2 separate regions of the Homo sapiens genome follow, and region 2 is linked to region 1. Evidence: read pairs that join two places in POLR2A ChIA-PET (ENCODE). Cell type or tissue: CD4-positive, alpha-beta T cell. All regions are shown on one strand. Each heading gives the region's core, and the rest is flanking DNA. Links, peaks and the distances in the headings are about the cores only.

Region 1 (2,922 bases), core at 100-2,599:
TTGTTAGGTATATGAGGAGGATGCTCTTTGCTTGAAAGCTTCTGAGTACCTACCCCTAAATATGCAGACACAACTTAACTAAGAGATAATACAAAGTAAACCTCTGGAAGCAAAACCATTGTATTGGAAATCAAATTCTTTAATGGTGATAGGCTGGGCAGAGGCCAATGAAGGGCTATTTGCTGTGCTTATTCCATTGTGGGCTCTTGAATATTCCTAACAACAATGCAGGCTGTACAACGACATAGAAAAAACCGAGAAAGGTGAAGCTGAAGCGTATCGTATCAGCAGGGCAGCAGACACTGTACTGCAGCAGAAGCAAATGTGGATTTGGTACTCAATGAGCACATCTTAAGGCAAAAGCACAGCTTCTGACACCTTAGCAGGGCATCGGGCTGTGCAAAGTTCTTTTACCATATAAGCCTATATATGGTAAGATCTAACCCACTCCACATAAGCTTAAAACAAAGTTTCTGGTTGCTAGCCCTTGAAACAATTTGTTCTAAATGATTTAAAGCACAGCCAAAATATAAAGCATAATAATAAAGAAGATCTTATGTGTGTGTAATTTTAATCAGAGTAATAAATGTACTTGGGTGAAAAAGTCAAATACTTCTATAAACATACAATGAAAAACAGCAACTCCTCTACTCGAATTTTTCTCTACTCCCCAAAGAAGTCGCTTTGTATTCTTTTACCTGTTTCTTCTCCCATTTGTCTACATATTGCTAAATGTTTGTACACTGCTATTTTTTAGTTTTTCAGTTTTAGAAATTACCTGTTGATTTTCTACTATGAAAGATGATAATTAAGCTCTTATACAACCACCTTCTACCTTGCAACCAAATATATTTCCCCTTTTCTATTCTTCCCAATATAGCGAAAGCAAAATTTTTGGTTAGAAAAACGGCCGGTATTTTATCTTATATTATAAATATTGTTCACAGCTGGGCCATATGAAACATAATTCTGTTCCTTTCTTGTATAACTTTTTTTCCCCCCAGAGTTAATACATGGCTTTTCGTTTGCTTGTTTTTCTACATTTCTATCATCAAAAATCCTTTTAATATGATGTGACTCATCAGGCCCAATTGAGTAAAGAAATGCTGTGGCATTGCAAAGGAGGCACACCCAGAGAGCTGCCTGGCAAGAAACAGCCCTGCCAGAAACACATACCTCTTGCTAGTGTCTGCAAGCAGCACAAAAAGATACTGATCAGTGCTTCCCAGGCTACAAAAGTATATAAGCTAGTTCGTTTTTCAGTGAGTAAAACAAAGCCCTTTTATTTCTAGGCTTATTCGGAACCTTTAAAGGTAACAGTAATTTTAGAATATCTGGCATTTTAAAAATAGCAACTGTTTGTTTTTTGATAACGTAAAGGACATTTTAAATGTAGATTTAATGTTAAAAACCACCTGAAGATCCAGTTCCTCAATCCAACTCAACTGAAATCAAGTGAAGAGGCTTAAAAAACAGCAAAGGGCTTTTCCTGACATTCACACATGATAAAAAACAATCTGAATCCTTCCACAATGTAAATATGTAAATCCTTTTACTATGGAAGTTGATGCTATTATGAATATGGATTTTAATGTATACATATATGTGAACCATAACATAAAATTTCTCACAGAAAAATAGATCTTCTTCATATATAAGCATTTAATTAAGGGGTAACTTTTCCCCAACATAGGTATACACCAAACTTAAAAAGAATACTGATTTTACTAACCTTTCGAGACTTTCTTTCTTCTTGGATTTCTTGCTCCGCCTCACCATCCGGCTCTTATAGCTGTTTCTCCTGGCTGGTCCAGTTTTGATTGATGTGTTTTCAAATGGGGTAGTAGTGATTGACACCTTATTCCCACTCTAAAGAAAAGATGAGGTGGCATTAAAGGGAAATGCTGTGATGAAGCAAGATCAGAACAGAGATGAGAGATTCATAGACAAATACAAATAGAAAGGAACATACATATAAAAGGCCTTCTGTTTCTAAATAACCCTTCAATCAAAGAAGTCCTGCCAGAATACAAACTGGGTGGAAGGCAAAATATGAAGTTTCTTTACGAGGGTGAGTTCTGGAGTCCACAGATCTGAGTTCAAATCCAAGCACTGTGCCCTTACCAGGCTGCTACCCTCCCTACCCTCAACTTCCTGTACCAATTAACAATATAATCCTACCTATCTCCTGGGGCTCATTTGAGGATCACATGAGAGCAAGTCTGTAAAGCCTTTTGCACCCAGTGCAACACAAGGAAAGAACACTATAAATAAGATAACTACTTCTTCCACAGGTATTAAGTATTAATGTTCCCAGTGGCTGGCTGCTCTTGGTTGATTTTTCTTTTTTCTCCTTTTTGTGTTTTTCCTTTGGCCTAAAAATTGTAGAGTAACAAAACCGAATGAGACTTTTATTTTTAATTATTTTAAAAGGCTCCTTTTCTATCACCATAAAACCTATCAGTTTGCAGAGCTGGAACATTTATGCCAGCCAGTAGGAAACCTCTTTTTAACCAGGTCATACAGGGTAAGGTAATTTCTGTGAGTTTCGGTGTCCTTTCTCTCAATCCTGGGAAGGGGCTTGCTGGGCAGCCTCTAGGGATGGAACTGAGCGTGGAGTCAGCAGTCAGGCCGAGGGGGGCCCAGGGCAGGTGGGTAGTCCCTGGCATCAATTACCCTTCCTGAATTTCATAATAACCAGGGGAGAAACCTGTCCTTTCAAGGTCACAGATGGCCCCGATTACCATGAAAGTACAAGAGGTACAAGGAAAAGGATCTTTTTAAAGGCCCATGCCTGGAAGATACCTAGAGCTCAGCTCAACATGGTACCAAGTGAAGGGGAGTTGGGGGGAGTTAGGTATGGTGGCAGCAGAGGACTGAAAAGACAGGGAATGACTGTCTTAAAGATAGCATCTACCTTCC
Region 2 (2,922 bases), core at 286-2,785, 61 kb before region 1:
GTGGGATTCTGATCATTAAAGGGGGTATCCAGTTGGAGTCGGCAAGGTTTTCTTACTCTCAGGGTTCACCCATGTTGGCTAGCAATATGCCAGTGATCACTAGCAGAAGGGCAATGCTTGAAAGCTGACTGCTTCAAAAAGGGGAAATAAGTAAAACCACAGAAATCGGGGCCTGAAACATTCCTTAAAAAGTTCCCTGGGAAAGTTTCCATTCTTGCGGGGACCATAGAGTGGAATCATTTCAGGGAAGACACATGCCATTCATAGGTTCTTGCACTAGATCTTGGACATCAGTAACATCACACAATCCATAGCAAACAAGGAAGCAAAACCCACAGCCTCCAGAATCACTTAAAGTAGTAATGCCATATCCTAAATCCCACAAAATGAGAGTAAATATATTGTTCACACTGATTATATAAGGCCTCCCAGTGTTCTCTAAAGAGCTCTATTGTATTCAGCCTAGAAATGTACATCCCAGCTACGGGGAGCTTTAAACATGTAATGGACAATAATTGCCTTCTTGCAGTTCACAAGAGTTTTTTGAGGTAATGATACAAATGGCCTATTTTCCTAACAAAAAAAACAAGCAAATACAAATCCCAACCTGAGACATTTGTGCTCCTGCCTGCTTATCAGAAACATTCAAACGCAGTCCTAAACACCATCTTAGCTTTTGTCATGTTTTCAGACATTTAAAAAGGGGAAGGTGCTTTAGAAACTCTCCAGCCCACCCACCATCAGTCTCCGGAGTTTACAATAAGGAAACCAAGACCCAGGGAGCTTAACCCATGGCCATAATCATCATGATGTGTCTCCTCCCTCTTCGAATGCTAATTATATGATTTTAATAAGATGTAAATATATCCAGAAAGACTGCCTCTCTCGTCAATAGGTATAAGTGACCAATGCTACTCAGTTATGATTAATAAAAAAAGTAAAATGAAAGGTAAAGTGATGTGTCATGTTCCATCATGTGAGAAATGCATTATTTTGGAGGTTGCCACAACTGTATTACAATTTGGATGTTCACATCAGACCAAAGGCAATTTGGAAACAGGAAGTGTTTTAGTGACATGAAACTTTTATGGTGATAGTCCTCGGAGCAATTCACATATCATAGACCAAGTGTTTTTGAAATTATCATTTTATAGGACTGTACTTTGCTTTTTTGTTTTTTAGAGACAGAGTCTTCTTTCTTCACCCAGGCTGGAGTGCAGTGGCACAGTCATAGCTCAAACTCCTGGGCTAGAGTGATCCTCCCCTCTCAGCCTCCTGAGTAGTTAGAGCTGCACCACCACAGCCAGCTAATTTTTTATTTTGTTAGAGATGGGGTCTCTGTATGTGGCCCAGGGGTCTCACTATGTTGCCCAGACTAGTCTCAAATTCTTGGCCTCAATAAATCCTCTTGCCTCACCCTCTGAAGGTGCTGAGATTACAAGTTTGAGTCACCCAGCCTCCAAACTGTGCTTTAAAAAAAGAGACTTTGAAAAGATTTCACTACAACAATAATAGAGACTAGAATTCCAAAATCTGATTACAGCTTCCCGTACTTCTATACTTCTAGTTTTCTTTCTTTCCCTTCCCAGCCATCCCCCACCCCCGGCCACCATCAGTCCACACGCAAGTCTGGCCCCACAGGAGCCTGCAAGGCCTGTCATTTCAGTCACGCTCACCCTGCTAGCCTCTTGAGACAATCATTCTGGTCTCTGCCTTTGCCACAGATCTGCAGCTTCCTGTCTGAGGCTTTGTGGTCCTTTCATTTACCTTGAAGAGACCTCCTTTTGCATCCTCAGCAATATTGACAGCAAACCAATTCCATTTTGAGCCCAAACCCCATCCAAATTCAGATGAAGGAGCGGGCCAGCTACTACAGCTGCCAATATATCAGAAAGGGGAACTAAACCAACAGGGAAATAAATCTGCAATATGTTGTCTGTGACTTCAGCTTTCCACATGACACTCTTCACATCGCCAGCCAAATGGCAGCCCACTCCTGGTTCTTACCAATGTGTAAAGTTAAAAGCATTCTGCACGACAAGACCTTTCTCTGTGGCAGACGCCAGCACCTTGGATGGTTCAGCGCAGACAGAATCACAGATCTTGGGAATAGATCTGGTGATCCTGGCACACTTGAGGAGCTAAGGAAATACAGACACTGCACAATGCAAGCTGCAGTCTCATTTACCAGTCACAGTTGCTCACTCTATTATCTCAATGCAATTAACTCTAATAAGTCTCCTAGGAAGTTGTCTGGTTCAGACAAAAAAAAAAAAAATCTCAAAAAAAAAAAAAATGGCCAGGCACAGTGTCTCACACCTGTAATCCCAGCACTTTGGGAAGCCAAGCTCGGTGGATCACGAGGTCCGGAGATCAAGACCATCCTGGTGATCTCCTGGTGGAACATCCTGGTGTTTCACTAAACATGGTGAAACCCCATCTGTACTAAAAATAAAAAAAAAAATAGCTGGGTGTGGTGGCGCCTGACTGTAATCCCAGCTACTTGGGAGGCTGAGGCACAAGAATCACTTGAACCCAGGAGGCAGAGGTTTCAGTAAGCCGAGATCACACCACTGCACTCCAGCCTGGCGACAGAGCGAGACTCGGTCTCAAAAAAAAGAGAGAGAGAGAGAGTGGACCAAAGAACTAAAGAAAATGTTTTGCTCTCATGGATGTGAGATTTTACAAAACAGCCATTAAATACCTTTTGAAAAAAATGTTACTGTCCATGTAACATTCTCCATATGTAGTAAATGGGAGTGCCTAACACTACAGAAAACATGTGAGGTGAAAGACAATTTCACCTAAGTGATATACTATATTCAGTGTATGTAAAACATAGGTATGCAATGTTTTAAAGAGAAAATTGGCATCTCCTTGCCATCACAAAATGGCTGTTGGACAAATAAAGAAGATCCAGTT

Evidence for each region. ChIA-PET counts read pairs that join two places held together with the same protein. Peaks named below come from ENCODE experiments on the same cell type or tissue, not always from the same donor. Only the 100,000 strongest peaks of a DNase experiment are listed, where the experiment ranks them.
Region 2: POLR2A ChIA-PET joins it to region 1 with 5 read pairs; 8 of 35 experiments call an interaction of 5 or more read pairs at or near these places.

Annotation. Positions count from the first base shown.
Region 1 is chr5:67,159,403-67,162,324 of GRCh38, reverse strand. MAST4 (microtubule associated serine/threonine kinase family member 4) reads right to left here. Exons shown (of 29, transcript NM_001164664.2): 27 at 1,733-1,869. Among named protein-coding and RNA genes, the nearest start is that of CD180, 36 kb to the left of the region's middle. In CD4-positive, alpha-beta T cell, for the core only: no CTCF peak of the experiment used is centred there; a DNase peak (open chromatin) is centred at 1,144; H3K4me3 peaks cover 1,439 bases; H3K27ac peaks cover 2,500 bases.
Region 2 is chr5:67,220,664-67,223,585 of GRCh38, reverse strand. No RefSeq gene overlaps it. Among named protein-coding and RNA genes, the nearest start is that of CD180, 25 kb to the right of the region's middle. RefSeq lists an enhancer at 1,409-1,518. In CD4-positive, alpha-beta T cell, for the core only: no CTCF peak of the experiment used is centred there; a DNase peak (open chromatin) is centred at 1,705; H3K4me3 peaks cover 445 bases; H3K27ac peaks cover 1,039 bases.